Linked DNA regions of Homo sapiens: region 2 is linked to region 1. Evidence: read pairs that join two places in POLR2A ChIA-PET (ENCODE). Cell type or tissue: HepG2. All regions are shown on one strand. Each heading gives the region's core, and the rest is flanking DNA. Links, peaks and the distances in the headings are about the cores only. Region 1 overlaps FBXW11 (F-box and WD repeat domain containing 11). Region 2 overlaps EFCAB9 (EF-hand calcium binding domain 9).

Region 1 (16,326 bases), core at 3,641-11,640:
AACTATCTGAGACTGGGTAATTCATAAAGAAGAGGTTTAATTGACTCACAGTTCTGCAGGCTTAACAGGAAGCATGATTGGGAGGCCTTAGGAAACTTACAATCATGGCTGAAGGCAAAGGGGAAACAAGCATGTCTTACCACGCTGATGCAGGAGAGAGGGTGAGAAGGGGGAAGTTCCACACATGTTCAAACAATGAGATTCTGTGAGAACTCACTATCGCGAGAACAGCAAGGGGGACGTCTACCCCCATGAGTCAACCACCTCCTACCAGGCCCCTCCCCTGACACGTGGGGATTACAATTCGAGATATGATTTGGGTGGGGACACAGAGCCAAACTACATGAATATGTTGTGAACTGCCCCATTAAAAAAAAATTGTCAAGTTACTCTTTATAATTAAACAAAATAAGTCATCACTTAAAATTATACTTGGTATTATTAAGGTATTAATATGAGTACTAGGTGGTCATTGGAGAAAAATCGGAAAATATGGATGAATAAAAATTTGAAAAGAACATTACCCTTCATCTCTCTACCAGAGAGATTACAGTGAAGATCCATTTTAGTTTTAATGCTTTTGGGTACTGATATCTTTTTTTTTTTTTTTTTATTTTTAAAGACAAGAGTCTCACTCTGTTGCCCAGGCTGGAGTACAATGGCATGATCTCAGCTCCCTGTAACCTCTGCCTCCTGGGTTCAAGCAATTCTCGTGCCTCAGCCTCCTGAGTAGCTGGGATCATAGGTGCGTGCCACCTGCCTGGCTAATTTTTTGTAATTTTTAGTAGAGACAGGCTTTCACTATGTTGGCCAGGCTGGTCTCAAACTCCTGACATCAAGTAATCTCCTGCCTTGGCCTCCCACAGTGCTGGGATTATAGGCATGAGCCATCTTGCCTGGATGGGTTCTAATATCTTACCTTAGAATAATTCAAGATGAAAATTGTTTGGACATTAATTAAAAAAATTATAGTGGTGTTTAAGCAAAGTTTGGCCTCTGACTTTGAGTCCTGATTCCACTACTTTTGGGCTGTTCTTGAATCTAAAAACTTGGCAGATAGTAAATTTTGGTTTTCCTCATTCTTCTCATCCTTATTTTTTTTCTCCCCTTCCTGCCTACTTCTCTGCATCCCCTTTTCTTCCCTTAACATATATCCCAGCCTGAATATACCCTGTGATATAATATTATGACAAGAACATAATTCTAGAATACAGTTGCTAAGAATTAAAATGTAAACTTTTTGGTTACATGTCACATGTTTACTATCAAATTCTGTTATAATAAAATGCCATTATAAGGAAAAGAAAGTATTTTGCACATTAGGGTAATGGGCCAATATTCAGTTCTATAAAAGGTTATAGAAAATGCCTTAAACCGTGAATTAACTTTTATTTAACAACCTGATTGCTACATTGTGATTCTTGGTTTTAAAAACAATGCATTTATGGTGGTGAGAGTGCTCTTTCTTATAGGTTGCCATCAGACATTAATAGTGGAAGCCTAGGTTCTGAATTTTAGAAGACTCTTCTGAATGCTTTGTCCTTACTTTAATTACAAACACTGCTGCTTCTTGAAAAGCAACAGGCTGAGAGATGAGACACAATAGGATAATTCCTAAGTTGGGTTAACTTTAATGCTTAGTTTATTTGGCAGTCTTCAGCAGAAACTGAATGGGGACTCTAGCTGTCAAGTCTAGGTTTAGAGAGCTGGAGTTATGTACTCCCCTTGAGCCCACCTATTGTCTGATTCATCAAGACCCAGTCCTCACTCATGGCTAGAGATTCCCAGTGGAAAGGGCATTACTGCCAAATGGTTACCCCATGAAATTGATCTTTTATTTCTCTTCTTCATCATTATCATGGCACTCTTTGTTTGATATTCTATCAGTAGGGCCTGGTGGAAGTTTTGTGGGGGGAGAAAAAAGGACCTAGACTGAGTATGAAAGTTGGTAAGTGCTGGTTCTTGTGTCTACTCTTTGTAGCCCATCTGAAAGAAATTGCATTGTTTGTAAAACAAAAATGAGCTGCTATCTTATAGATTCTCGAAGAGACTTATCCTTATTTCTCTGCAAATCATGCTTGGCTGCAGCTGCCAAGGGTCATTCCTTTGCTTAAAACAGTTTAATAGCTGTCTCATCATTGTCTGTAGCAGTGATTTGAATATTAAAATTTTGGATGTCTCACTTAAAGGAATTTAACACATTCAGAACACTCTGGTCTTTAACAAAATCCGTAATATAATATCTATAAAAACATCCTTGGTTTTTGTACTATCTGCTTACACTCTTTGTCATTGGGTTACTGTTGAGCAGACTTCTTTTATCGTTTGCGGCAAATATTCTCCACGAGTTCTAGAAAACATGGGATATTTCTTTGTTGCTGGCTTGATTTGGCTTGGCTTTGGCTTGATGTTATGCTTCACCCCTTACCTCTTAATCTAAAAACCTCCATCCCCTGTCCACCTCCACCTCCATCTCTGTGTTGCATGATCTGTTTCTATTCCTCTCTGACAGATATTGTACAAACTGTGTATCTGCTGAGTTGCAGAAAAAAAAGTCATTCACATTGATGTAAAATTGGATGACACAGCTGAGAAGCATTGGGCCAACTACTGATGGGCTGTAGCACAGAGTTTAAGACCTGTTGTTCTACGGGATTAAGTCACAAGTTTGATAGAGAGACCTCTGGTCCCTCCCTGTCTCTCTAATTAAGCCTTTCTCATCTCACACTTAAGTATTTTAATGCTAAATTAATTGCAGATACTTGCATAGGATGTTTCATTTTTTACCTCTTTGGCTTTGCTTATGCTATGTATTCTTCTTGGAATGTCTTTCTCTTTTTCCCCTGGCTGCCTCCTACTTACCCTTTATGAATTAGTTCAGGCATCCTCTTCCTTTGGGTGGGTTAAGTTCATATTTGTGTGTGTATGTATATATATATGTGTGTGTGTGTGTGTGTGTATGTGTATTTACATTATAAGTTTAAGATTGCCTTCTGTGAGCTCCTGGAGAATAAAGAGAATGTCTTAATTGCTTTACTATGTGCAGATAGATATAAGTTCAGATAAGTTTTTTGGTTAATGGAACAGCCACTCAACTTGATTACTTCAATCATGATGACAGGAGTGAGAAGAAGCTGGTAATGATTCTGTGGGAAGTGGATTAAATAAAAAGATTGGTGGTGGGGGGAGTTATAGAAAACCTATAATAAGGCAGATTTCTAAATCAGAGGTTATAACATTAGAGAGATGATTAACATAAAATACCTCTTTGGGGAAATTTTAAAAGAACTGCTTCTTTGAGAAGGAATCAGGGCAGGAGATTCAAAACAATCCCATCTAAAAACAGACCGAAGTTAGCTTTTGTGAGTTCTTCAAGTGAGCCAATCAGAATACAAGGTGCCTGCAACCACTTTTTCCTTTTGATTTGTGGTTCCTATGGTAATAGGAAGAGAGCCTAGGACATTTTTCTCCTACCTCTTTTAATAAACTTTTTGCTTTTGAAAAATGCCAAAAGAGATTATTCTTTTTGTCTTTACTGACTTATGGTGTTTCTCAGCATAATGGTTTCGATTTAGGTTTTTTTGATTATACGGTGGATATGGCAAAAGTAATAAACACTGTCAGCTTCCCTGGCTAATATTATTTTCTTCAGCTATAGAACCTACAAATATACAATCTAATTAGGTATTAGCTGTTAATATCACAACCCATTATGAATCATTTCCTGTTCTCTGTGAACAACCCTAAATTAGAATATTAATCATTACAAGTAGCTAAATACGAAATTATAACAAATGTATCTTGGCAATTTTTGACCCTCCAAAGTCTTCTGTTAAGTATCCCCACTATGATCCTCCTGGGTTGTTTCTCTTGAGCTCAAGGCTAAAGTCTTAAGGGGAAAGAGGCTTAGTGTGTATTGTTGGCTTAATAAGCAGGTCAATAAGTATTTGTTAAAATTGGTAAATACCCATGGTATCAGGGGTATTCTTCAGACATATTTTAGCAATATGAAAGAACACTGCTCACTTAAAAAAAAAGGACAATCGTCTGTACTGTGAATTTAGCTAATATGAAGAAATCTTTTCATTATTCTAACTGAATAGTTAAGCAATCATGGATAATAGTTATTCTCGAATGATCAACATGGGTTTCCAGCCATGTCCCTAAATTAAAAATTTGAAGCTTCAAGAATCACTTACGGCCAGGAGCCATGGCTCATGCCTTTAATGCCAGCACTTTGGGAGGCCAAGGCAGGCAGATCACCTGAGGTCAGGAGTTCAAGACCAGCCTGGCCAACATGGTGAAACCCCGTCTCTACTAAAAATACAAAAATAAGCCGGGCATGGTGGCAGGTGCCTGTAATCCCAGTTACTCGGGAGGCTGAGGCAGGAGAATTGCTTGAACCTGAGAGATGGAGGTTTCAGTGAGCCAAGATCATGCCACCGCACTCCAGCCTGGGTGACAGAGCGAGGCTCCATCTCAAAAGAAAAAAAAAATCAATTACTGTTGTGGTCCTAGCTGTAATTTAATGCTCTTAGGTTGATGAATGTGGAACTTTTATTTTTATCCATTATTTTCAAATTGGATCAATGTCCTCCTGATCTATTAGATCTAAGACCTAAGAGGAACCTACCTTGTTTTGGCTAGCGGGTACAGACTTTCTTACTAAAAGGTGGGTGTATTTCCTAGAATAGCATTTTCTGTTGAGTAGAGATGATTTTCAGCAATGTGGCTGGTCACTTAGCTTCAAAGTAATTATTGAGTGTGAAAGTAAGCAGTTGTAATACTTTTTAACCACTGTCTGTGTTCTTACCAAATGGAAAACAACACTCGTCTTGAAACTGGAAGTTCCCAGTCCTGGGATGATCTGAGAGTTGAGACTTCTGATTAGTAGATATTGGCAGTTGCATCACACACCAGCTTGGGTGCTGCCTAGGATCAAGCTGTCTCAGTGAAGAGTACTCTTGCCTCAGACCTTAGCACCAACCCAGCACTATGCGATTTTGGATAAGTAAATTACTTCATCTCTGAGCCTGTGTTTCCTCTTCTGAAGGGGAAAGTAATGTCTATTGTGTAGGATTATTGTAAAAATGAGATGAGATATCCTTTATAAAGTATTTAGCATGATGTCAGCATCTAATAAATACTGGCATCATTCTTTATATCTTACAGTATCTACCATAGATATTATGAAGAGAAAATCTTGGAAATCTGACCCTCAGAGGGTCTTTTAAAAATCTTTCCCTGAATATACTAGTTAAATAACAAGCTTCAAAAAGCTTTGAAATATCAGTCTTCTAATAAATGGCTAATGTTTTAAAATCAAGTTCACTGAAAATTTTCTTTATGTTGATTGTTTTCCACATTGTTATGAGTATTGATTAAATCATTAAATGGTTAAAAAGCCTTGATAATATCATTGTTTTTCTAATTTGGATTTAATTTCTTCACCTCTTAATCTAAAATTAGCAGTGCGAGGTTATACTAAATAGTATTTAAAATGCCTTCCTGTTCTCACAATCTGTGATTTTTTGATTTACTGAATGTGAAAAATTGCCTTTTAAAAAGTTTTAGATTCCAACTTATTAGCAGAATCTAATCAATACCTTATGCTTTCATGGTTTTTACCCTTTGAGGCAAATACTATTAACCCTTGCAGAGGGAACCTGACTTTTTACTGAATAAGTAAAAATTGATTTACGTATGAGCTTTGGTGTTAATTTGATATTAGTTGCTGAATCCAGATGTAATCCTTTTTTGTTGTTGTTGTTGAGACAGGATCTCACTCTGTTGCCCAGGCTGGAGTATAGTGCTGCGATCTTGGCTCACTGCAACCTCCACCTTCCAAGCTCAAGCAATCCTCCCACCCCAGCCTTCCGAGCAGCTGGTACTATGGGTGCATACCACCATGCTTGGCTACTTTTGTATTATTTGTAAAGGTGGGGTTTCACCATGTTGCTCAGGCTGGTCTCGAACTCCTGGGCTTAAGTAATCCCACCACCTCGGCCTCCCAAAGTGCTGGGGCTATAGGCGTGAGCCACCTCACCTGGCTAGGTGTAGTCCTTAAACTCTCTTCTTTGCCCATCCACTTGTGATGTATGCTGATGTAAGTATTCTTTTATTAAACATGTGTAAGAATATCTCTGGATAGAGAGTGTTTGTTGTAGTGGAAAGAAAATCAGCTTGTCAGGTTTAATTTACTAGTCCTAATTCTGCCATCAGTTAGCCCTTATTCCCCTGCACCTTGGACAAGTTGCTGGTTTTTTTTCTTTTCTTTTCTTTTCTTTTTTTTTTTTTTGAGGCAGTCTCGCTCAGTCGCTTGGGCTGGAGTGCAGTGGCGTGGTCTTGGCTTACTGCAACCTCTGACTCCCAGGTTCAAGCAATTTTCCTGTCTCAGCCTCCCAAGTAGCTGGGATTACAGGTGTGTGCCACCACACGCCTGGCTAATTTTTGTGTTTTTAGTAGAGACGGGGTTTCACCATGTTGGCCAGGCTTGTCTTCAACTCTTGACCTCAAGTGATCTGACCACCTTGGCTTCCCAAAGTGCTAGGATTATAGGTGTGAGCCACCATTCCTGGTCTGTGTTGCTGTTTTAACAAATCAGGCTCTCCTTTCTGTTTTAATTAAAAAAATTTTTTTCTTAATGGAAAAAAAATTCCATGGGACTCTGCTTGATATCTCTTTCCTGATCATCAGTTTCCTCATCATAAAATGGAATAATACCTATTTTACAGGGTTATTGTGAGAGTTTACTATTTCAGCTGTCTAGCACATAACAGAAGCTTGATAAATGGCAACTACTTTCATTATTTTATTTCATTATTTTATTCAGCACCTTCTGTGGTTGGTACTCTGCAAAGTGTTGAGGCAACAAAATTTGTGTACCTGGAGTTTCAATGATATATTGCCACTGTATTGGCTTTGGAATAAAGGCACACCTTGGAAGTGTGTCATTTTCATTGCTACCAGAAAGCTGCTCAATTTTTTTATTCCATTTGGTTCCTCTGATTTTGTATTCTTTAAATGCCTTTTCTAAGTAATCTCAATATTCCGTGTATCATAGGTGAACTGTAACTAGTAAGTGACAGATACTAGATAGGAACCCAGGTCTCTCTGATTTCAAGCAAAGCTATCTTTGTTTGTATTGCAGTTGGGTGATAATAGAATTTATCCACTAAACCAGAACACTTTTGAGAGTGAAAGTTATGAGGGGACAATAAGTGTCATCCAGGACTATCTCAGGCAAATGAGGGTGTTTGGCTATTCTAATTATAGCTAGAACAAACAAGTTTATGAGCTTGGGTCCAAGACTTCTGGGATGTTTTGGTTGAACCCAAACACTCACCTTTAATTTTTGTTACATGAGTATTGATTTTGCCATAGTAAATTAATTGACTTTATATCTGAATGATTGAACAGTATGGTCTAATGGTTATTAACTTTACAGTATGGTCTAATGGTTATTAAGTAGTAGCCGTAGTACATATGTTCATTTTATATTTTACTTTTTTTCTTAATTCCTTTAAAATCAGCAAGCTTTTAAAAGAGGATCGAAGAGGTAAATTAAATAAGCTTTTTAATTCTTAGTCATGTCAGACGGACTTTGTAAACAAAGTCTAAAATGAAAATCATGACGTTCCAATGTTTTTCCTTTGGGAAGGTGGAGATGTGATGACACTGAAAATCATGCATTTTAAATCACCTCTTTTATTGCCTTTATCTATCAGTCTGTCACCCATCTTTCTTGTTCTTTTTGCCTTATTCTTTAGGTCTCCTGTGATTTTACCTTAGGGAGGTGCAAAACTTTACTCACATGATAAAAGTTGGGGTGATATAAGTTTTCACAATAGCAGCATCATAGTCTTGTGGAAAGAATGTGGGTTTTGGTAGCAGACAAACCAAAGTTTGAAATTCTGGCTCTCCCCTCCTTTGTTGTGTGTCCTTGCGCGAATCACTTAACCTTTGAGCCTCGGTTTCCTTACAATGATATGAGGATTAGAGAACAAATGTAAAGTGCTGGGCAAATAGCACTTTTTGTGGTTTTGTAGGTTCTTAAACAACGATGACAATTATGGTTATGTGACATAGACGAGAAACTGTGGCACTGATGAAATTGTAGTCGACAATCTCACCACTAATCTTGTTTTGCACTCAAACTTTCACAGTTCCCTTTGGTGGGTTTTTGTTTAAACATTCTCTCTGTCCCTCTTGATTCTATTCACTGTACCCTGAGAAATTAGTGGTTGGCAGCAGAAACCTCCTTTCCATAGAACATCAAGTGGGCCCTCCCCCAAGGTTTCAGTGAGCTGTCTGGGACCATCCCTAACCTCCAAACTGCCAAGGGTGCACCCCCTGCCCCAACTAACATTCAAGTTGCCTGTGTGAAGGAGTGATTTGTTGCGGCCTCTAACTGCTTCTTCTCTTCCTTCCTTTTTGTCATCCTGCAGTGTTCTGTGCCAAGGTCTTTGTGGCTAGGCTGCGCCAACCTGGTAGAGAGCATGTGCGCACTGAGTTGCCTGCAGAGCATGCCCAGTGTCAGATGTCTCCAGGTGCCTCTCTTCTTTCTTGTTGTAAATGTGTTTTTACGTATGCCATGAACATTTGTTGAAACTTGCAGTAGTGTGTTTAATCCAATGTTAAGTCTGCTAAATGTTCTGTGTAACCCTCTGCTTTCCTCCAGCCTGGGTGCCCCACATGGAGGAGTTAGTACCAAGAGGGGCCCTTTTGAGCAAACGGGTCTTTGGCTGGGCCCTGTCCTCCCCTTTTCTGCTCCTGCTTTTTACTCTTTTCCCCTCACCTTGAGGTTGTAATTCTCATGTTTAATAGTTGCGCATGTGCCAAAAAAAACTCCTGACATTTTCCATTTGGCTACCTTTAACAGTTCTTTGTTGAGTTGGGAGGGTTTCATAATTAAAGTGGTGATTTTTTTCTATTTTGAAACTCATCCTTTTGGCTTGCTTTCTCTCCCCTCTTCAAAAAAGGAGCGGGGAGGGAATCACTACTGGCATAAAGCCTCAAACTGAAGTTTATAAAGATCATAGCTTTATGCTGCCAATAATTTGTCAGTTTGGGCCACCTCCCAAAGGCCAGATCTGACACCTGTCCTCAGGGTCCACCCAGTTTTCCAGGCCGAGGCCGGCAGAGAATTCCACAGATAAAAGTAAAACTTTTTGGGGGTGGATGGGAAAGGGTTGCTCAGGATAGAACTGTTAGCAGGAGTGCAGCTGGTGACCCTCTCTTGTTGGGGTGGCTTCTAAGAGAGCCAAGGAAGAAAACATTGTAGCTTTATTTCTGAAGCTCTGAGCAAGCATGTGTTTAATTAAATATGGTTTCAGTAGCAATATTCAGTTTTCATCACTGCATATTCCAGACAGTTTGATATATCTTTGAAAAGCCATATTAAATTCCTGGCATCTGGTTGAGACTGTCCTGTTTGAGGAAAACTGCAAAATTAGGCACTGAGTTAGAGGGATATTATTGATGGCATGGGTGACTTTGCTGTTCTCAAGTTTATCTTTCTATTCATGTTTACAATTTTTAAATGGAGCTGGGGAGCCAGGAAGGAGGAAAATGTTCTTCATATTGGAGTCAGGCATTTTATTTACTTATTGGCAAACATTCAGAGTAGCACTGGTGTGGTTATTGATTCAAATTGCTTTCTTTGGGGAACTGTACTGGAACCTCACTAACACAGTTAACTGGAGAGCGAGTTCAATATAAGGCCCAGTTGTCTTTAGATTCTGTATATAAAGGTGGGTTACAAGTCTCACCTTACAAGAACAGGATGCTTCAGTGAGGCTCAGTGTAATGAATATATGTTTACTTTTGGAAAAGCAGCTTCTGTGCATGCGATGTAACTTTTAACAAAAATGTTCTTGGAATGGCAGCCATTATTGCATGTGCTCTCCTTGATGCTGTATAATGGATATTTGCGTTATTATAATAGGTGTATAATAGGTGTATTATAATAGGTGTATTTTTGTCTCTATTTTTCTGGATTAAAAGGAATGTTACAGTTGCTTTTTAGTGGGCTGACCGAGTTTTTTCCAGAACTGGAAATTTAAGAGGGGGAAAAATTGTAGTTGTTAGTGAGGTCTTGAAGTGCGGATTCTTTTTATTGCATTCAGTTAAAAGTAATTGGCCAATGGAAGGCATCATTCAATATATTTTAGTAACAGTATTGTGAGTTCTCTGGAGGTGGGGTGAGTGGGAGGAGGTACACGGGTTCCTACCTTGTTGAAAATGGAAATCCAAATTTGTTAAAAGTTCCTTGACTCATCTTTCTTAGTGAAATTCACTTAAGAAGGAAAAAAAGATTTTTTTTTTTTTGCCTTGATTGGGTCTTATTTCAGTGAGTGGAGCAATATTGTCTTTAGAGACGTGTAGAGTATTCTGTTTACTTAGGTTTAATTTTTGCTAGTATATAATTGAGGGTATGCAGCATAGTAAAATGAACTAAGTACTCAGCTCATTGGCATTAGCAAATCATTACTCTGTTTTGTCCCACATGTGAATGGAAAGTAAACATGTATTAATATTAATGAGCCTGGAAGACTTCCTTCCTCTGTACTCATTTAAGTATTATTTTAATGCCAACATTTCTCCCCTTTACCTCCAGTCTCCAAACAGTGCTAAAATTTCGTGCCTTAATTTGGGTTTGGGCTCTCAAAGAAGGCCTGTTGCTTATATGCTGCATCTTTGGTTTATTGCAAAGATGACTCTTCCTTTGCACACCTTTTAGCAACCTCATATTAGAGCAGGCCTGAGAAGGGAAGGAATAGTTAGGCTACCTGGAGAGAACAGAGCCTGGTTCTTTCCTGGTCTCTGAAGTTCCATGAAAGAGTCCCCCTTAAAATTGTCAGAGTGGACCCACTGATAATTGCAACTTGAGCCCATTGACCTGTCTATATGGCTGAATTTTAGTTTACCTTTCGAAAAAGCCGGAGGGAAGATAGTAGTTGCCCTTAGGCATAATTTACCCATTCCGGAAGTTTCTACCATCGTCTAGAAGGGAAAACAGGTATCAGAGACTTAAAAATCACTCATTACCAACTGTTACATGGTGCTTCACATATATTAGCTTTATGACAACCCTGTGAAGTAGGTGTTCTTATCTCCAATTTTCTGATATGGAAACTGAGTCTGACGTGACTATTTGGCCCAAGATAATGTTTACATAACTGTAAAGTTACTGGCATATGAATCACACACTTGCCTGATTCCCAAACTGGTTTTCTTTCCTCTACTCTGGAATGCTGCTTTTGTAGTTTTCCATGTTGGTTTTATTTGTAGAAACCTCACTATTGACACCTGGTATATGGTTTGTTTAGTTATTAATATTATTTGAAAATAAGAAAAGAAAAACCTGCCAAATTCTGTAGAAAAAAAAAGTTGCCATTCTTTTTGCCAAAATGAGCCCTCCTGAATCTTACAGCTAGTGAGGTTCCTGAGTGGACTTTCTGCAAACTTAATTCCATAAATATTTACTGAGCAATTGGTATGTGCCAGGGCCTCTATTGGTTATCTCTCAACCAAGCTGAACTGAGTCAGTGTTTCATTTGCCTCAGATGTCCTGATTCAACCAGTTGATTGTTATAGCAAATAATCAGGAATTCAGACCATGTGGATTATTGATTTGCCCAGATTCCTGTGGCATGAGAATCATACCAATGTTAATAATAGTATGTATCATTTATTTTCCACGTTCTTTCTATGTGTTGGACTCTAGGAATTGGATTATCTCATTTGATCTTTTATGGAAAAGTTATCTACCTTGCCATTTTTGTATATGAAATTATAGAGGTGAATTGACCTGCCTAAGGTTACACATTTATTTAAGTGGCAGAACTGGGTTAGGAACATAATCTGGATGACTGCAAAGCCAGTGCTCTAGTCACCAGTCTGTAGTGACAACTGCCATTTTAACTTGCAACTGCCATTTTTAGGTTGAAACAAATTCCCCTTAATTTTTGGAGTTAAAAATTTAAAGCCAACACAGCAGCATGATGTAATAGACTGGCAAGTTGTCTTGGGAATGTCATTTGCAGCCTCAGCTGGGGGAGAGTGTTAGTGATAAGCCTTTTGCTGGGGTAGGACTGATTGCTTGGAATGACAGTGAGGATCACGTGAATTGAGTTTGAGTGCCTCCTTCCAAGCTCTAGTGCATATAGTGCTGGGCAGTAAGTAGCACAACTTCTTGACAGCTGCCTTTCTTGTTTCTTTTTTTACTTTTAATAGGTGTAGTGAGCCACAGTGGTCTGAGAATGCCACAGAACTTATCATAGCTTTTGATATAAGAGAATATTTTTTAGAGGAGGGAGATAGCTTGGTAGAAAGAACCCTGGCTTTGGTGCAGACAAACCTCTATTCTAGTCCTGTTCCTACTACTTAATGACTTTGTGATACTGGGCAAGTTACTTTATTTTCCCGAACCCCTGTTTCCTCATCTTTAAAAATCATAAAGGGTTTTTATGAGGTAGAGAAAGATAATTGCCACCTCTTACTGATTCTTACTCTTGGGGGGTATGAAATCCATTTTTTAAATTTACTTGCTCCTGGTTCTCCATGTAAGAAGGAATTTCAGTCTTAGATTCCAGGGCTAGGTAAGGATTAGCTAAAAGACCATGCATATGATAAGGCTGTTTTTGTTCAGGGTCGGTCTGTCTAAGGTCAGACATGGCTGTTTGAATTCATTGCCTCTTGTCTGTTTTCTAATAAGCATTAGGGATTTGTCATTTCTTGTTGATTATCTTAATTATCCTATAGCACTCTGGGTCTGATAATGTGAACGTTTTGGGTTGCTCAGTGGTAGAATCTGTAGTATTTTATAGACACTAAAACCTACATTTTTGGCTGAGCATGGTCGCTTACCCCTATAATTCCAGTGCTTTGTGAGGCCCAGGTGGGAGGATTGCTTGAGGGCAGGAGTTTGAGACCAGCCTTCGCAACATAGCAAGGCCCTACAAACATTTTATTTTTGTATTTTGTCTCTACAAAACAAAATAAAAAATTAGGTGGACATGGTGGCATGTGCCTGTAGTCCTAGCTACTCTGGGAGCTGAGGTTGGGGAATCCCTTGAGCCCAGGAGTTGGAGGTTACAGTGAGCTATGATCACACCACTGCACTCCAGCCTGGGTGACAGAGCAAGAACCTTGTCTCTAAAACAGGGGTGTCCAATCTTTTGTCTTCCCTGGACCACATTGGAAGAAGAATTGTCTTGGACTACACATAAAATTACACTAACACTAACGATAGCTGATGAGCTAAAAAAAAAAATTGCGAAAGAAAAAAAATCTCATAATATTTTAAGAAAGTTTACGAATTTGTGTTGGGCCTCATTCAAAGCCGTCCTGGGGGCCTGCAGGCCACGGGTTTGCTCTAAAAAATATATAAATAGGCTGGGCGCGGTGGCTCACGCCAGTAATCCCAGCAATTTGGGAGGCCGAGGTGGGCGGATCACTTGAGGTCAGGTCAAGACCAGCCTGGCCAACATGGTGAAACCCTGTCTCTACTAAAAATACAAAAAGTAGCTGGGCATGATGATGGGCGCCTGTAATCCTAGCTACTTGGGAGGCTGAGGCAGGAGAATTGCTTGAACCCAGGAGGTGGCGGCTGCAGTGAGCCGAGATTGTACCACTGCACTCCAGCCTGGGTGACAGAGGGAGACTCCGTCTCAAAAAAAAAAAAAAAAAAAAAAATATATATATATATATATATATATATGTATGTACACACAACACACACACACATATACACACACATATATGTGTATGTATATATGGTTAAAAAAAACCACATCTTTCCTCTTTATAAGAAAATTTACGAAATAGACTTTGAAAAAGAAGAAAACGTCCATTGGTAGCGTGAGCATCTACCACCCAGAGAGAACATTTGTTGCTATTTTAGGGCCTTACTTCCTCCTGTCTGTTCGGTAGGGAGGAATCCATCAAATTGTGCAGTGTTATTCTGCTGCTGCTGATTTTAACAGTGGTATTTTTAATGCCCTGTGGAACCCCAGCTTGACTTTGGAGTCACTAGAGGGATAAAGGAGGGGCTAGCACAGTGTGCCTCCTACTTCGATCTCACTTAGAATGGCTCTGGATTTATCTATTCTACTTAATGGGGCTCTTAGGAAGATTTCATTTTAAAAACTTTCTCCTTATAGAAATAGCTAAACACACAAAAATAAGAGAATTATTCAACTTAATCTTGAACAGTTTTCAAAATTATGCTAATCTTAGTTCAACTTTTCTTCAATTTTGTTTTTCTTGGGGCATTTTAAAAGCAAACCTAAAATGCCTCAAAGTTTTACAAACCACTGTTTCATGCTAGCATTAAAAAATTTTTAAACAAGCTTCAAGAAATTAAAAATAAAGGCCAGGCATGATGGTTCACACCTGTAATCCCAGCACTTTGGGAGGCCCAGGCAAATGGATCACCTGAGGTCACCAACATGGTGAAACCCCGTCTCTACTAAAAATACAAAAATTAGCCAGGTATGGTGGCATGCACCTGTAATCTCAGCTACTCGGGAGGCTACATCACAGGGCTTTAGCATTTTTTTATTTTCAAAAAAAAATAGCCACTTTTTTTCTCTCTCTCTTTTTTTGAGATTGGGTCTTGCTCTGTTGCCCAGGCTGGAGTGCAGTGGTAGGATCATGGCTCACTGCAACCTTGACCTCCCAAGCTCAAGTGATCCCTCGCACTTCAGCCTCCTGAGTAGCTGGGACCACAGGCATGTGCCACCACGCCCAGATAATTTTTCAGTTTTTTGTACAGACAGGGTCTTGATATATTGCCCAGGCTGGTCTCAAACTTCTGGTCTCAAGTGATCCTCCCAATTCAGCCTCCCAAAAGTGTTGGGATTACAGGTGTGAGCCACTGATCCCGGTGGCTAGTTTTCCTTTTGAGGGGCCTTTAGACTACAATTTTTTTTTTGTCTTTTGTGGCGGGGGTTGTATTATAGGAACTTCAGTGATTTCATTGCATATGTATCTTTAGGCTTGTACGATTTTGTATGTGTAATTGCTTGGTCAAGGAATATCAGTATTTTATTATGACTTAATTAAATTATATACAGAAAAGTTTAGTAATCTCTCCCTTCTAATCCCTTCCTTCCCCCTAAGAAACGAATGTTAACATTTTGTTCTTTATCATTGTATATTTGTTTTCTTTGTTCATAGGAGGGTATGCAATCTGACAACTATCAGAATTCCCTCATTTAAATTAAAAAAAAATTATTTATTTATGTATTTTTTTGAGACCGAGTCTAACTCTGTTACCCAGGCTAGAGTGTAGTGGCATGATCTGGGCTCATTGCAGCCTCTGCCTCCCAGGTTCAAGTGATCCTCCTGCCTCAGCCTCCTGAATAGGTGGGACGACAGGTGTGCGCCACCACGCCTGGCTAATTTTTTGTATTTTAAGTGGAGACGAGATTTTGCCACGTTGGCCAGGCTGTTCTCGAACTCCTGACCTCAGGTGGTCTGCCCGCCTCAGCCTCCCAAAGTGCTGGGATTACAGGCATGAGCCACCGCACCCAGCCATTTTTTTTTGAATAGAGGAAATGGGCTCACCCTAGAAAAATCACAATACGGGGTCACTTATTTGCTTTATTTATTTAACATTATGTTATAGACATGTCCCCAGATTAGTAAAGTCTAACTCTTTCATGAATGGTACTTTTATCATCCCTAGATTTTAGGGGTGGAGGCGAGAGTACAGGTGTTTTTTTTTTTCTTTCCATTTTTGAAGTATAAAGTGTATATAGAAAAGTTCAAAAATCTTAAGTGTGTACAGCTCAGTGATTTATCTTAAAGTGAACAGTGCTTTATTTTGATAGGTATGGCTAAATTGCTTTCATGGAAGATAGACCCATTTATATTCCAAGCATTGCCATAACCCCTGAATATCATTTAAAAATGTTTAAGGTGTACTTTAAAAGTATTACTAAAAATAACATACTTGTTCAAAGTTAAACCAATAAATAAAAACTGGCAAATAGTAACATGATGAATTAAGATTTTCTATCATCATTTAAAATCATTGTATAATATTCCATTTAATAAATATATTAATGATTTTAAGAAAACTTCCCTTCCATATTAAGACTGCTACCAGTTTTGAGACATTTTAAGCCATGTGGAGTTAAGCATCATTGTAATTAAGTCTTTGTATACTTCTGTGATTATTTTCTTAGGTAAGACAGTGTGCACATTTAGGTTGCTAACTTGTACTTTTGAGAAGCTGGGTAAAATTATACTCTTAAAAGCAGCCCATCAGAGATCCCTTTTCATACTCTAGATGACATTGAATATTTTAATTTTGTA
Region 2 (15,583 bases), core at 7,584-15,583, 250 kb before region 1:
CAGGTGATCCACCCACCTTGGCCTCCCAAAGTGCTGGGATTGTAGGCATAAGCCACCACGCCCTGCCTCTCCTTCAGTTTTGAAGGATAATTTCACAGCATACAGAATTATAGGTTGGTGGTTTTTTCTATGCTTTAGATATTTCACTTCACTGTATACTTGCATGGTTTCTGAGAAGTTGGAGTTGGATATGTAATTCTGTCTTTGTTTTGTGTGTGTGTGTGGTTTTTTTAGGCAAGGTCTGTCTCTGTTGCCCAGGCTGGAGTACAGTGACACAATCTCGGCTCACTGCACCCTTGACCTCCCGGGCTCAAGTGATCCCCTCACCTCAGCCTCCTGAGTAGCTGGAAGTACAGGCACACACCACCACACCCAACTAATTTTTGTATTTTTTGTAGAGACAGGGTTTCACTATGTTGCTCAGGGTGATTTTGAACTCCTGAGCTCAGGCTATCTCAAGCTATCTGCCCATCAGAGCCTCCCAAAGTGCTGGATTACAGGCATGAGCCACCGCGCCCAGCCATTTAATTCTTTTCTTTGCTCCTCTGTGGGTAAGCTGTTTTTTCCCCCCTCTGGCTTTTTTTTTTTTTTTTTTTTTTTTTTTTGGGTAGAGATGGGGTTTCCCTATGTTGCCCAAGCTGGCCTCAAACTCATGGGCTCAAGCAGTCCTCCTACCTTGGCCTCGCAAAGTGCTGGAGTTATAGGCATGAATCAGTATGTCTGGCCAGGAGTTTTTTGTTTGTTTTTTTTTTTAATCTTTGATTTCCTGAAGTTTGAAAATGATATGCTTAGATGTGTGTAGTTTTTCTGACATTAACTCTGGAAAATTCTCAGTCATAATTATTTCAAATATTTTTCCTGTTTCTTTCTCTTGTTCTTCTCTGCTGTTCCCATCATGTGTATGTTACACTTTGGTTTGTCCCACAGTTTCTGGATACTCTGTTTTGTGGTGGGGTTTTTTGTTTTTAGATTTCATGGGGTTTTTTGGGCTTTTTTGTTGTAGTTGTTGTTTATTTGTTTTTTGTTTTTTTTGAGACAGTCTCGCTCTTGTTGCCAGGCTGGAGTGCAGTGGCGCAATCTCAGCTCACTGCGACCTCTGCCTCCCAGGTTCAAGCAATTCTCCTGACTCAGCCTCCTGAGTAGCTGGGATTATTACAAGCGCCTGCCACCACGCTCGGCTAATTTTTGTACTTTTAGTAGAGACGGGGTTTCGCCATGTTGGCCAGGCTGGTCTCGAACTCCTGACCTGAGGTGATACCCCCGCCTCAACCTCCCAAGGTTTTTTGGTCTTTTTTGTCTTTGCTTTTCAGTTTTAGAGATTTTTACTGAGATATCATCAAACTCAGATATTCCTTCCTCATTCGTGTTCAGTTACCAGTAAGCCCATCAAAGGCGTTCTTTATTTCTGTTACAGTGGTTTTGTTCTCTAGCATTTCTTTTTGGTTCTTTTTAGAATTTCCATCTCTCTTATTACATTCCCATTTGTTCTTCTTACATGCTGTCTGCTTCATCCATTAGAGCCATTAGCATATTAATCATGTTTTAAATTCCCAGTCTGATCATTCTAACACTTCTGCCGTATCTGAGTCTAGTTTTGTGCTTGCTCTAAAAAACTGTTTTTTTGCCTTTTGGTACATCTTGTAATTTTTTGGGAAAGGTGGACATAATATACAGGAACTGTGTGAAATGGGCCTTCGGTAATATGGAGGTTTTAGTCTTTTTGTGAGCCTCTGCCTCTGGATCATGAACTGGACCAGTGCTTCTCAGTCATAGTCCCTGCCTTAGGTGGGACAAGATGGCTAGAAGGGGCTAGAGCTGGGTATTTCTCTTCTCCCAAATTAGTTAGGCTCTGATAAAACCCCAGCAGGATAGACTCTAGTTAGTTTCTTCTGAGGGCAGAATTCTCTGGCATATTTAAAAATGGTTCCTTTTGCACCCTCCTCCAACCCAGGGAATTATTCTGACTGTCACTACGAGGAAGTTGTAGAGGTCCAGAAGGTAAAACTCAGGAAGGTATCACTCTTCCCAGACACCCTTCACCAAGTCCCCATGGAGCTTTCTCTCTAAGACTTGTCCACACTGAGCCTTTAGCAATTCACTTGGTTACATTTGAGGTTTCCCTACCCTGCACTGGTTCCACAGAGATTTCAGCTCCTGGGTGTCTGCTATGGTAAATGGTGATGCTCTGTATTACCCTGCCTGTCTCTCCTATTTCGGGGGCAGTGGTTTGCCCTGTGACCTTACTTCTCCCACAGATTAAGAATATCTGTTGATTTTTCAGTTTGCTCAGCCTTTTACTTGTTAGGATGGAGTGGTGACTTCTAAGTTTTTTGCATGCCAGACTAGAAACAGAAAGTCTGATTTTTAGTTTAATGTAAAACTAGAGCATATTTACAACTCAGATTATAATTTTGTAGAAAGAAGTGCCGAAAAGAATAAACTAGAAAATTCCATATTAAATAAAAAACAAATTACTGTTTCTAAAAATACTGAAATACGGGAGCTTCTGTAACCATCTAAATAGCTTACTTCCAGCATTATGGATTGAGCACTGGCAGAGCATGAGTAAGAATATACACCATCCAGCTGTAACTCTTCATGGAGTTTTTCTCTCTCACCTTTTAGAGATTTGAAAACTAAACCCTGACTCACTGGGATGAAGGGCAGAAGGGAAAGGGCAGTGTGAAGTTACTGGTATAGGGACTGCTAGTGATCACAACTGTGCTTGAAGTAGATCCATTTCTACAATAGTATTAGTGAATACACAGAGGCTAAACAGAGAAGAGGGAAGATTCACGTGTGTTCTGCTTTCCAACTAAGCTATCACCCCAGCCCATCTTATGTAACTTAGAAGGCAGACCAGATTGGACCTGTGGTGGGTTGATGACCATTCCAGACTCATTTCAGGTGCTTTATATTTTCATCCTATTGACATTAAACACAAATACCGGTTCATTAACTCATTTGTTCATTGATAACCATTTTTCAGTGCTCTGGATTTGGTAGACATTTTGGTTTTTTATCCAAATTTATAATAAGCTGATACCATATTCTAGTTTGGGGAAACGATATGTTACGTATAACCTTAAAACATTCATTAAGTTATGCTTTTGGCCAGGCACGGTGGCTCACGCCTGTGATCCCAACACTTTGGGAGGCCAAGGCGAGCAGATCACCTAGGTCAGGAGTTCAAGAACAGCCTGACCAACATGGAGAAACCCCGTCTCTACTAAAAATACAAAATTAGCTGGACGTGGTGGCGCATGCCTGTAATCCCTGCTACTGGGGAGGCTGAGGCAGGAGAATTACTTGGACCCAGGAGGCGGAGGTTGTGGTGAGCCAAGATTGCGCCATTGCACTCCAGCCTAGGCAACAAGAGTGAAATTCCGTCTCAAAAAAGAAAAAGAAAAAAAAAAGGTATGCTTTCAAGTTCCCCCGAGGAAGTCCTGGTAACTGTAATGTAGTTTACACACCTAGTCTCAGCTACTCAGGAGGTGGAGGCAGGAGGATTGCTTGAGCCCAGGAGTTTTGAGTCCAGCCTGGGCAACATAGCAAGACCTTGTCTCTAAAATTTTGTTTTTGATTTTGAAATTATAATATATGATTTGTAAGGAAGTTAACCATTAATGCATTTTTTTAAAACCTTGAGTGCTTTTTCCCTTCCCTGAGCTAGCTCGTTATGTCATAGCCCTTTTGTTTTTCCTTTTTAATCCATAGCTTATCTGTACTAGATAGATTAATTGGGGTTAAATAAAACACCTCAGTCATTTCTGTGGTAATTTTACTAATGAGACTCATAGATAAGCAATGAATCTGTGGCAGCTGCTAAGGCTGTCATCTCTAATTTGTGATCTCTGGACTAAGGACTTCTTGCCAAGTGCTTCAATTTAGGAAGTCCAGGCACTGGGCTGGGCATGGTGGCTCATGCCTGTAATCTCAGCACTTTGGAAGGCCAAGGCAGGTGGATCATTTGAGGTCACGAGTTTGAGACCAGCCTGGCCAACATGGTGAGACCCTGTCTCTCCCAAAAATACAAAAATCACCCAGGCGTGGTGGTGTGCGCCTGTAATCCCAGCTGCTCAGGAGGCTGAGGCAGGAGAATTGCTTGAACACGGGAAATGGAGGTTGCAGTAAACCGAGATCACATCCCTGCACTCCAGCCTGGGCAACAGAGTGAGACTCTGTCTCAAAAAGAAAGAAAGAAGTCCAGGTACTAAGAAAACTGCTCTAGGGCTGGGCACGGTGGCTCATGCCTGTAATCCTAGCTCTTTGGGAGGCTGAGGTGGGTGGATCACCTGAGGTCAGGAGTTTGAGACCAGCCTGGCCAACATGGTGAAACTCTGTCTATACTAAAAATACAAAAAATTAGCCGGGTATGGTACCAGGCACCTGTAATCCCAACTACTCGGAAGGCTGAGGCAGGAGAATCTCTGGAACCCAGGAGGCAGAGGTTGCAGTGAGCCGAGATGGTGCCGCTGCACTCCAGCCTGGGCAACACAGCGACACTCCATCTCAATAAAAAGAAAAAGAATAAAAGAAAACTGCTCTGGAACACTTGTGGTGAATTGAGCTTAGAAATCAATTTTTTTTAATTTGCTTGCTTGTTTAAGGTAGCGGATTCATTTCTGTAAAAGATATCCTAATGTAATTTAAATGTTCTCTACGTCTTGTGTAAGCATTAATAATATTAGTAGTACATTTGAGTTGTATGCCATTTTAATGAAATTGTGAAAAGGATATGAAATAACTTAGAAGAGCATAAGCGTAAGGACCTAGCATTCTGGTTCATATAAAATTAAATACTCAAATAATTGGGCATGGGATTTGATAATCATTGATGATCAGCTGAGAGTGATGTTTTTTCTCTACAGTGCCATGCTAGCAAGAGAAGCTTAAGCATTTTGTGAGGCATAAACAAAAATGCATTCATTAAGGATTAAGTTCTTATTCATATCTTCTCTTTCTGAAGGTGCACTTACAGAGTGCTACGATGAACTGGGGAACAGATATCAGCTTCCAGTGTATTGCTTGGCACCGCCAATCAACATGATAGAGGAAAAGAGCGACATAGAGACTCTGGATATTCCTGAGCCACCACCCAATTCTGGATATGAATGTCAGCTTCGTTTGCGCCTTTCCACAGGCAAAGACCTCAAGCTTGTGGTTCGCAGCACAGACACAGTATTCCACATGAAGAGACGGTTGCATGCAGCAGAGGGAGTGGAACCAGGTAGTCAGCGGTGGTTTTTTTCTGGCAGACCTCTCACTGACAAAATGAAGTTCGAAGAGCTGAAGATCCCAAAGGACTATGTTGTACAGGTTATAGTGAGCCAACCTGTGCAGAACCCAACACCAGTGGAGAACTGAACTGAGCCCTGTTGGCCAGCTCCCACATCCCTCTGCTCCTTTTTATGGTTCTTGTTGTCATTTCCTACTCTGCGGCGTGAAATCTATTTCACTGCTCTAAATTCCCTATGAATGGATTTAGTTCTGAGGAATTACCAGTGAAAAATTCCATCTGTGATGGAGACCAACAAAAATAATAAAACACAAAGAGCCAGGCTTTGAGACTCATGTAATTACAATTTCTAATTTGAAAGGCAGTTAAGAAATAGATAACCATTTATTTTAGAACACTCAACAACTATGTAATGGCTATATTTCAGTGACTTGGACTGTAAATGAAACATTGCATCCATGAAGGACAGCACCAAGCACCTTTTTGAATACAGAATTTTTTTAGAAAAATATATCAAATTATATAATTTCCAGAAACCATAAATAATGGATATAAAACTTAACCTTTTTGTTTTGTTTTGTTTTGTTTTGTTTTGTTTTGTTTTGTTTTGGTTAATGGAAACTGAAAAGAGCAGTATTTGAGGTTGCTTCTATTCTGGTTTTTTATTCTTAGCTCAATTAATATTTAGCCATAAATGAGTAGAGACTGGCAAATTGTGCTTTAGTGTTGCTTTCCTCATCCCCACATCTTGAGCTCCTTATTTACATTCACACTAAATTTTGGTGCCTTCCAGCACATTAGTGGCAGGCACCCTTCTGGAACACTAGGCAATAATTTCATCAATACAGTCAGGTCTCTTGAGTTTCAACAGATACTCAGTTGAAAAGTCGCTGTCATCTTGCTGCATAAGTATTTTGAAAGGTCTGTATAACGAAGCCATTTTTATATCCAGGCTTAGAAGGTCACTACTATATAGTACCTTCATTGATCTATCTATTCTGCTTGGAACTTTTCATAGCTAAGTATAACCCCCAAATGCATGGTTCCTGGGTCAGGAGACACCAAAATCAATTATAGCTGTTCCCACTCAAGTTAATAAAGTAAATGATTTCCTCCACTTTGCATGGAGGGGTGTAAGGAAAGCCTATTTTATCTGTGCCTGGGAGAACTGTGCCTATTTTCAGTCTTTTAGAGGAAATTTCAACTCAAAATTTTTAAGTGTGAAAGATTTACTGGTGTCACATAAACATTAGCAGTGAGACCAAATAATGAAACATTGCTTTATACCTTAGTGCTTTCCAGTTCACTGTTACCTCTAGTCATGGTAGATGACAATTTTCCTCCCTCATCTTTTGTAGCAAAGAAGCAAATTAAGAGCCTTTTGCAAGTTAGATTAGGGGACTGAAAAATCCAGGGAGATAACCTGATTCTTCTATACTATGACTGGAGTAAAGCTGCCAAGAGTTAGGTTGAATTTGGAGCCTTTTAAAAGTTGGTTCCATAAGTGAGAAGGGGGGCTAACATGTGACCACTGTGCCCCTGAGAATCCATGAGATGGAAAAGTACAGACAAGAAGGCACTTAACGCTGTTCTCAGTTGGAAAATGTCAGCCCTCCACACCTGTTTGGATGTGAAGTGCATTATTAATTTTAATGACAAAATGAAACTGCTAATTAGTTTAAATGTAATGTTTAAATGGTATTGAATTTCCTATTGCCTGATTAAATATATCTGTAATTGTAACATCATGTTTCTGAGAGCTTTAACTACTTCCTTATTTTTATGCAATCATTTTAAAGATTGTGGCTATATCTAATTTAAATTTGCTGATGATTGAATCTAAATTCAAGTGAAGACCACAGCATTAATCCCAAAGGAGATTTTTTTTATGTTTAGAGGTGGAGATATTAGGGTAAATCAGTATATTGCTCCTGTCATCAAAGTTTTTGTTCATTTGTGTGCCACATCGAATAGCAGCACTTCTCAAAGTTTGTCAACTGGAAAAAAGTGTTTAAAACTGTTTTTTTCTTAAGCAGATTTGGTGATGTCATCAATATCTATGATATCGATTGGTAAAAGGTCTTTCTTTGTTGAGGATTTGAGCTCTCTTTTTAAGAGTTTATTTTATTTTAAAGGAACATATGCTTTGAATAACAATTCTCTGGGCATGTTTAACTAACCTAGGTGGGAAAACCATGGTGCTGTTTAATTGTAAATAGATTGATATAAGATTGGACCAGTACTTGATGTGTATAATTTTAGTATGTAGGGTTTATGTGCTTTTTTTAAAAAAAAAAAAAAGGTTCAATTTTTCTCTTTGTCTTTGCCTTTATTATTGGTTTCTAATTGTTTTTACTCTCTATAAGGGTAATTGCCTCATTCTAAGTGAGAATTATGAAGGTTTTCCTCCTTTTTAAAACCTCTGCTCAGTAAATAACAGGTTCATTATCACCAAACTTAGGCTCTGCTATGCCAAGTCATACATGGTAATTTATAAATGTGCTTCATCTTCTGCACTGAAATCTTGGTCTAAAATAGGTTGTTGTGGGTTTTTTTTTTTGTTGTTTGTTTTGTTTTGTTTTGTTTTGAGACGGAGTCTTGCTCTGTCGCCCAGGCTGGAGTGCTGTGGCATGATCTCAGCTCACTGCAAGCTCCACTTCCCGGGTTCACGCCATTCTCCTGCGTGAACTCAGCCTCCCGAGTAGCTGGGACTACAGGCGCCCACCACCACGCCCGGCTAATTTTTTTGTATTTTTAGTAGAGACGGGATTTCACTGTGTTAACCAGGATGGTCTCAATCTCCTGATCTCGTGATCTGTCCGCCTCGGCCTCCCAAAGTGCTGGGATTACAGGCGTGAGCCACCACGCCCGGCTGTGTTTTTGTTTTTCTTTTTGTTTTTTAAGAATCATGCTGGCCAGGTGCCGTGGCTCATGCCTGTAATCCCAGCACTTTGGATGGCCAAGACGGGAGGACTGCTTGGGCTCAGGAGTTCAAGACCCAGCCTGGGCAGCATAGAGGAGACCGCATCTCTACTAAAAATTAAAAAATTGGCCACGCGTGATAGAGCATGCCTGTAGTCCCAGCTACTTGGGAGGCTGAGTTGGGAGGATCACTTGAGCTGGGATGTCAAGGCTGCAATGACCCATGATCATGCTGTTTTATTCCAGCCTGGGTAAATTTCATGTAAAGCAGGTGATACTTCATAACTTTATGAAGTAGGCAATACACACCCATGGTAAAAGAATCCAGATATATCAAAGCAAAAAGAGTCTTTCACTCCTGTCGCTCTTCTGTTTCTCCTCCCCAGAGGCAACAACTTTGACCATTTTCTGTGTATCTTTAAACTTGAGCATGCATCAGAATCACCTGAAAGGTTATTAAAACAGATTGCTTGACCCTTTCCTCAGACGTTCTGAGTCAGTAGATCTGAATGTTGCCCTATAACTTGCATGCTTAAAAGGTCCCGGGTTGTGCTGCTTCTGCTGATCTGGGAGACACACTCAAAAACCACTCTTTTAGTGTATATGGGTATATTCACTCCACCTCATTTTTTTCCATAAATACATATACTATTCTGCACCTTTGATTTTTCTAAAATGGTAAACCTCAGAAATCATTCCGCATACATAGATCTAGATCTGCATCCTTCCTCTTCATAGGTGCAGTGGTACTCCATGGTCTGGGCATACCACAGTTACATCAGTCTCTATTCTGGTCGGCTTTGCTGTTCCTAGTTTTTTGCTACTGTGAACCATGCTGCAATGAGTTTCCTTTTATATAGGTAAGATCTTTGTATACATAGATGGAGGAATTGCATTCTATAGATTTATGTGACATGTCTTCCAAAGCGATTTTACCAATTAATCCTTATACTACAGCAATATGACTGCTTTAATTTTCCTACACCCTGACCGCCTTTCTGATCTTTGACAATCTGATAAGTAAAAACTTTGACCTGTGGTTTTGCTTTGTATTTTCCTTATGAGCAAAGTTTAACATTTTACTATATTTTAAGGCCATTTTTTTTTTCTGTGAATGTTCTATTTGCCCATATTCCTATCGCATGTTGGTCTTTACTGTCAAGACTTGTGAGTACCTGTCCTTTATTGAGGAAATTGGTTCTTTTCTATCATGTGTTGTCATTTCTTTTGTTTGGGTGGAATTTACCATGTGCAGATTTTAAGTTTTTCCTGGTCAGATCTGTCAGTCTCTTATTTTACAGTTTCTGAGTTTTTTTCTTAACCTCAAACGATCTTCCCCAATTTGAGGTTATAAAAATGTTTCCCCAATCCGAGGTTACAAAAATGTTTCTTGTGTGTTTCCTTTTTGGTTTCATTGTTATATGAAATTTATTTTGGTGAAAGAAGTAGGGTAGCAATCCACATTTATTTTTCCAAATAGCTACCCCACTTTTCCTGATAATACTTACTGAATAACTTTTATCTATCTTTTCCCCATTGATGTGAAAAAATCCTTATTTTATGACAAGTTTTTAAGACACTATAGTTTTTTAATGGTCTTTTCTTATCAGTTGGACAAATTAGCAGATATACATTATGTCTACCTCCAACTCTCAAATACTGTAATTTAGTATTTTCACTTATGGAGAGGAAAGAATGAAGCTGATAACCTCCCTTGCTATAGCCAATCTTCTGTGATGTCTGTTTGGGTTTCTTGTGGCTCCTCTGATGCTCCACGTTCTGTAGGCTGCTAAGGTGGATAACTGTCCCACTCAGCAGATGTCAGCACAGTTCATTTGGCTCTTTCTAATCATTGTCTTTGGTATGAGGCTTAAGATGATAAGACATGAACTCTAAGAACTGGTGGAAGATGTTGAGTTGGTGCAAAGGGGATTGCAGTTTTGCCATTGCGTTTAATGCTTTTAATGCCAGTGGCAAAAACAGTTCCCTTTGCACCAACCTAATAAATGATCTCACTTGATTTATAGTTAGCTTCCTCCAAATGTCTTCCCTCTTTGTAGCGGATATAGATTATGGAGGAACCAGTCTGGGCCTGGGCTGAAACTGTAGCTGGGTCAGCCCTCCCTCCCATCAGGCCTGCATTCCCCTACCTCTGCAGGTGCTGCTCTCTTCCCAGGGCACAGGCCACCTGAACACACTTGGTTGACCAAAACATTTTAATGCAACTATGACTTAGTAATAATACAGAGGGTTGGTACCATCCAAAAACATACCTAAATGTACATTGTCTAATAAACTCTACCCTTAAAAGCACAATCTGATGGGTGAATTCACTGTGGAAATAGTGAAACTTAAGTTGAAGCATCTCCACACATACCTACAAACACATTTAAAATTTGTTGTCATAGAATGTAATTGTGAAAAAGTCCTAAAGTGTACATTAGTAGATTGTTTTATAAATTGTACTACTAAGTCCCAAAAGAATGTCACTGAAGTGGTGCGTTTAAATTTCCTTTTTGACACTAAGTTTCAGTGTGAGATATTCAGAGAGATGCTCAGTTTCCCGATACCACTCTAGAAGCATCCAGTTTAGGAAAATGCTCTTAAAAGGAAGAACATTTTAAAAATCTGATAGTTGGGCCGAGCACGGTGTCTCACGCCTGTAATCCCAGCACTTTGGGAGGCTAAGGTGGGCAGATCACCTTAGGTCAGGAGTTCAAGACTAGCCTGGCCAACGTGGCGAAACCCCATCTCTACTAAAAATACAAACATTAGCCGGGCGTGGTGGCGGGTGTATGTAATCCCAGCTACTCAGGAGGCTGAGGCAGGAGAATCGCTTGAACTGGGAAGTGAAGGTTGCAGTGAGCCGGGATTGCGTCATTGCGCTCCAGCAAGAGCGAAACTCCATCTCAAAAAAAAAAAAAAAAAAAAAAATCTGATAGTTGGTTAATTATACCTTTTATAGCCACCCTAATGGTTTCCAGAGTGGAGGGGAAAACTTTTATAAAATTGCTCATTCCTGAAACTTCAGTCATTTGATGTGGTTTTAAATTAGCCTAAATCAGTACCTATATGTACGTATTATCTTTGGCCATCTTTTCTCCCTGCCCCCATTCTGAAACAATAAAGAGTATAGTATTTTCATTGCTTTAGAGACCATGTCTGAAAAAATACATATCCATTGTTACCCTTTTGTTTTGGTTTGGTTTTAATAGAGACAGGGCCTCACCATGTTGCCCAGGCTAGTCTCGAACTCCTGAGCGCAAGTGATCCACCCACCTCGGCCTCCCAAAGTGGTGAGGTTACGGGCTTGAGCCACTATGCCTGGCCATGGTTACCCTTTATATATCTCAGGACCCCTCTGGAAGGTAGGACAGAGAAGCCTTCCTGAGACCTCACTAATTTCTTCTTCCAAAACCATGCATAGATCCCAAGGCTGTCTGGTGGCAAAAGCCATCGAGGCTGCCACAAGAGGCAGGAACGGTTTATGCCAAGATGAGCTTAGTGGGGCACTTTGGAACTATGGCTAATCTCTAGCTGCCATTTTCTGACCAGATAGTGCTCATCTTTCAGTACAGTGGGTAGGTGTAGTAGTGTCCATACTTGCTTGCCAGAGAGTCTCCTTGGAGAATAATTGCAAACTCTTCACCAAAGCAAAGGAAGGGAAGAGCACTGTTGTGAGATGCGTTGCATCTTTTTGTTTTTCACAGTTCCACGAGGTAGATACCATTATCCCTAGATCAGAGGTCAAGTATCTTGAGTTGGGTTTGTTTTTTCTGGTACCATTGTGGGGAAGAGAAGTTTTGGCTGCTAATTACATTTGTCACACTTGAAAGCATGAAATCAAAATCCTATGTCTATTAAATATAGAGAGAGAGTAATTATTTGCTGTTATTTACAAGTTTAACTTATGAATGACAATCTTAAGCAGTATTCTTGTCTGTTGCACATTGACAAAGTTATTAAGTTTTATTTTTGATATTAAGTACTCTGGAACTCATGGAATTCCTTAAGGCCAGTTATGTAATGTATCCTTAAGAAATCCTTGGTTTATAGTAAATGAGCTGTATTTCTTTTTTTTTTTTTTTTTTTTTGAGCTGTATTTAACTTCTTCCCTGAGAAATTTATGGTAGTAGGAGATGTGGTGATTAATAACATTATGCAAAATAGATTTCCAAACCAATGAAATCTCAGCTTAAAACTTGGATCTGCTGAAACTAAAATGAGCTGCTCAGATACTGGCTCTAAGCACAGGCATCTAATTGACCTTGAATTTGAATCCTGGTCCGCCCTCTTGCGAGCTTTATGTTCTTGAGTAAGGTTCTTAACCTTCCTAGGTCTCAATTTTCTCATCTGCACATCAAGGATGACACCTAATTCATAGGGCTATAAGGATAAATCATGCCTCTAAAGAACTACCGAACCCATAGCAAGCACATGATAATATGGTAGCTGTCATCAGTAACATTACAGTACAATTGGGTAGAGAGGATTCATAAGTTCCATCCCCAAAAATATTTTTAAATTATTCAAGGCATAAAAAAATTAAAATTATTCAATGGCATATAATAATTATTTTACCAAGCCAGGCACGATGGTTCACGCCTGTAATCCCCACACTTTGGGAGGCCAAGGCAGGTGAGTCACGAGGTCAGGAGTTTGAGACCAGCCTGGCCAATATGGTAAAACCCCGTCTCTACTAAAAATACAAAAATTAGCCAAGCCTGGTGGGGTACGCCTGTAGTCCCAGCTACTCGGGAGGCTGAGGCAGGGAGAATCGCTTGAACCGGGGAGGCAGAGGTTGCAGTGAGCCGAGATTGCGCCACTGCACTCCAGCCTGGGTGACAGAGCAAGACTCAGTCTCAAAAAATAATAATTATTATTTTACCCTAGTGAATTTGGTACACTTGTTTAAGTACCTAACTCAGAGTAATTAAGATTCTAGGAAGAACATAGCCTCCATATTCTTAAATGTCAACTACTGTGTGGTTGGAGCACGTCACCATTGGCTAATTTGAAATCTCTGGCACCTAGGTGGCCTTAGCCTAAGAAGTAGGAGGCTGTTGGACCACTATGACCAATATCATGAAAGCTGCACCTTCTTTCGCCTACCTGGCTCCAGTATGTTGTGTTAGCAATTAGTTGGATACAGCGGAAGCTATTGATCAGGGTTGATCTGAAAAGCAGCAGCAGAATTAGGACATGTCAACAAAACGAAAGTGGTTATTCCACATTATTGTGAGTTCTGTGTGAGATCAAGAGGTTATTAAAATTCAAAACCTGGCTGAGCACAGTGCTCACACCTGTAATCCCAGCACTTTGGGAGGCTAAGGTGGGTGGATAACTTGAGGTCAGGAGTTCGAGACCAGCCTGAGTAACATAGTGAAACCCCATCTCTACTAAAAATACAAAAAATTAGCTGGGCATGGTGGTAATCCCAGCTACTCGGGAGGCTGAGACATGAGAATCACTTGAACCCAGGAGGCAGAGGTTGCAGTGAGCCCAGATCATCCCACTGTACTATAGCCTGGGCGATAGAGCAAGAGTCAGTCTCAAAAAAAAAAAAGTCATTATAAAGATATCTACTTTGATGCTCTGAATTTATTTTTAGACATGTTAACAGTCTTCATCAATGTTCATGTTCTGTACTTTCAGATCCCATTTTTTTCCAAGACTCTTTCAGCTTGTATCTACTTGATGTGACATTTTGAGTAGAGACTTCTCTTTCTCTCTCCTTTTTCTTTCTCCTCTGTTTTCTGCCTCTTCTGTAATTTGTCAGTGTAGATGATTGTATACAGCTTAAATTCCTGATAATTAAGACGCTTTGGTTAGGGTGGGGGGGAAAGAAAAATTATTTCAGGAAAAACTTCATACTTTGTTTCAGATGATAGGATTATATTCATTTCTATTTTAAAAACTTGGAAAATTAAAGACACTCAGTAATTGGGACATAATTATAGTCCGATTGTAGTCGAGTACCCAGGAATAGAGAGTCTATTGTAGATGCTAAAGGAACAAGGGCCACTTTTATTTTTTTGAGACGGAGTCTCTCTCTGTCGCCCAGGCCGGAGTGCAGTGGCGCTATCTCGGCTCACTGCAACTCCACCTCCCAGGTTCAAGTGATACCCCTGCCTCAGCCTCCTGAGTAGCTGGGATTACAGATGCACACCACCACGCCCAGCTAATTTTTGTATTTTTAGTAGAGATGGGGTTTCATCACGTTGGTCAGGCTGGTCTCAAACTCCTGACCTCATGACCCGCCTGCCTCGGCCTCCCAAAGTGCTGGGATTACAGGCGTGAGACACTGTGCCTGGCCTTTTTTTTTTTTGAGACGGGGTCTCACTTGGTCACCCAGGCTGGAGGGCAGTGGCGTGATCTCAGCTCACTGCAACCTCCGCCTCCCGGGTTCAAGGGATTCTCCCATCTCAGCCTCCCGAGTAACTGGGCTTACAAGCGTGTGCCACCACGCCTGGCTAATTCTTGTATTTTTAGTAGAGACAGGGTTTCACCATGTTGGCCAGGCTGATCTTGAACTCCTGGCCTCAAGTTATCCACCCACCCCAGCCTCCCAAAATGTTGGGATTACAGTCATGAGCCATGGTGCCCAGCACAAAGGTCACTTTCTTCCATTAGGTTGGTAGAAAAGGCAAAAGTAATTGCGGCTTTTGCCATTACTTTCTTTTTTTTTTTTTTTTTTTTTTTTGAGATGAAGTCTCACTCTGTCGCCCAGGCAGTGGCATGATCTCGGCTCACTGCAAGCTCCGCCTCCTAGGTTCACACCATTCTCCTGCCTTAGCCTCCCGAGTAGCTGGGACCACAGGCACCTGCCACCATGCCCAGCTAGTTTTTTTGTATTTTTAGTAGAGATGGGGTTTCACCGTGTTAGCCAAGATGGTCTCGATCTCCTGTCCTCGTGATCTGCCCACCTCGGCCTCCCAAAGTCCTGGGATTACAGGTATGAGCCACCGCGCCCAACCCCAGCCTGCCAACTTTCAATGGCAAAAACCGCAATTACTTTTTTCACCGATCATTACCATGTGAAGTCCAGAGGCTTCAGGCTGGCATCTAAGGTTGTTCACAGTGTGATCATTGTTTTCAACCTTAGCTGCCACTTGTTTCCCCAATGTGGATTTCCTCTTTAAATAGGCAGAATTCACTGTCTTCACCATAGCTTTCTCTTAGGAATTTTTTTTGAGACAGGATCTCACTATGTTGCCCGGGCTGGCCTGGAACTCCTGGGCTCAAGCGATCCTCCCTTCTCAGCCTCCCAGGGAGCTGGGACTACAGGTGCGCACCACAGTGCTCAGCCTTTAGGATTATGCTCACATGCTCCCATTCATCATATAATCTCTTCCTGTTTAATTCAAATCTACAAACTCTTCCCCCAACACTAAACTACTGTCATATTATATTTCCTCCAAA

Evidence for each region. Peaks named below come from ENCODE experiments on the same cell type or tissue, not always from the same donor. Only the 100,000 strongest peaks of a DNase experiment are listed, where the experiment ranks them.
Region 2: POLR2A ChIA-PET joins it to region 1 with 5 read pairs; 3 of 35 experiments call an interaction of 5 or more read pairs at or near these places.

Annotation. Positions count from the first base shown.
Region 1 is chr5:171,949,820-171,966,145 of GRCh38, reverse strand. It overlaps FBXW11 (F-box and WD repeat domain containing 11), which reads left to right. Exons shown (of 14, transcript NM_001378974.1): 2 at 8,448-8,549. Among named protein-coding and RNA genes, the nearest start is that of FBXW11, 49 kb to the left of the region's middle. RefSeq lists enhancers at 59-108, 87-381. In HepG2, for the core only: no CTCF peak of the experiment used is centred there; DNase peaks (open chromatin) are centred at 7,975 and 11,565.
Region 2 is chr5:172,201,614-172,217,196 of GRCh38, reverse strand. EFCAB9 (EF-hand calcium binding domain 9) reads right to left here. Exons shown (of 4, transcript NM_001171183.2): 4 at 13,743-13,983. The coding sequence ends at 13,852. It overlaps UBTD2 (ubiquitin domain containing 2), which reads left to right. Exons shown (of 3, transcript NM_152277.3): 3 at 4,970-7,551. The coding sequence ends at 5,367. Among named protein-coding and RNA genes, the nearest start is that of EFCAB9, 15 kb to the right of the region's middle. In HepG2, for the core only: no CTCF peak of the experiment used is centred there; no DNase peak of the experiment used is centred there.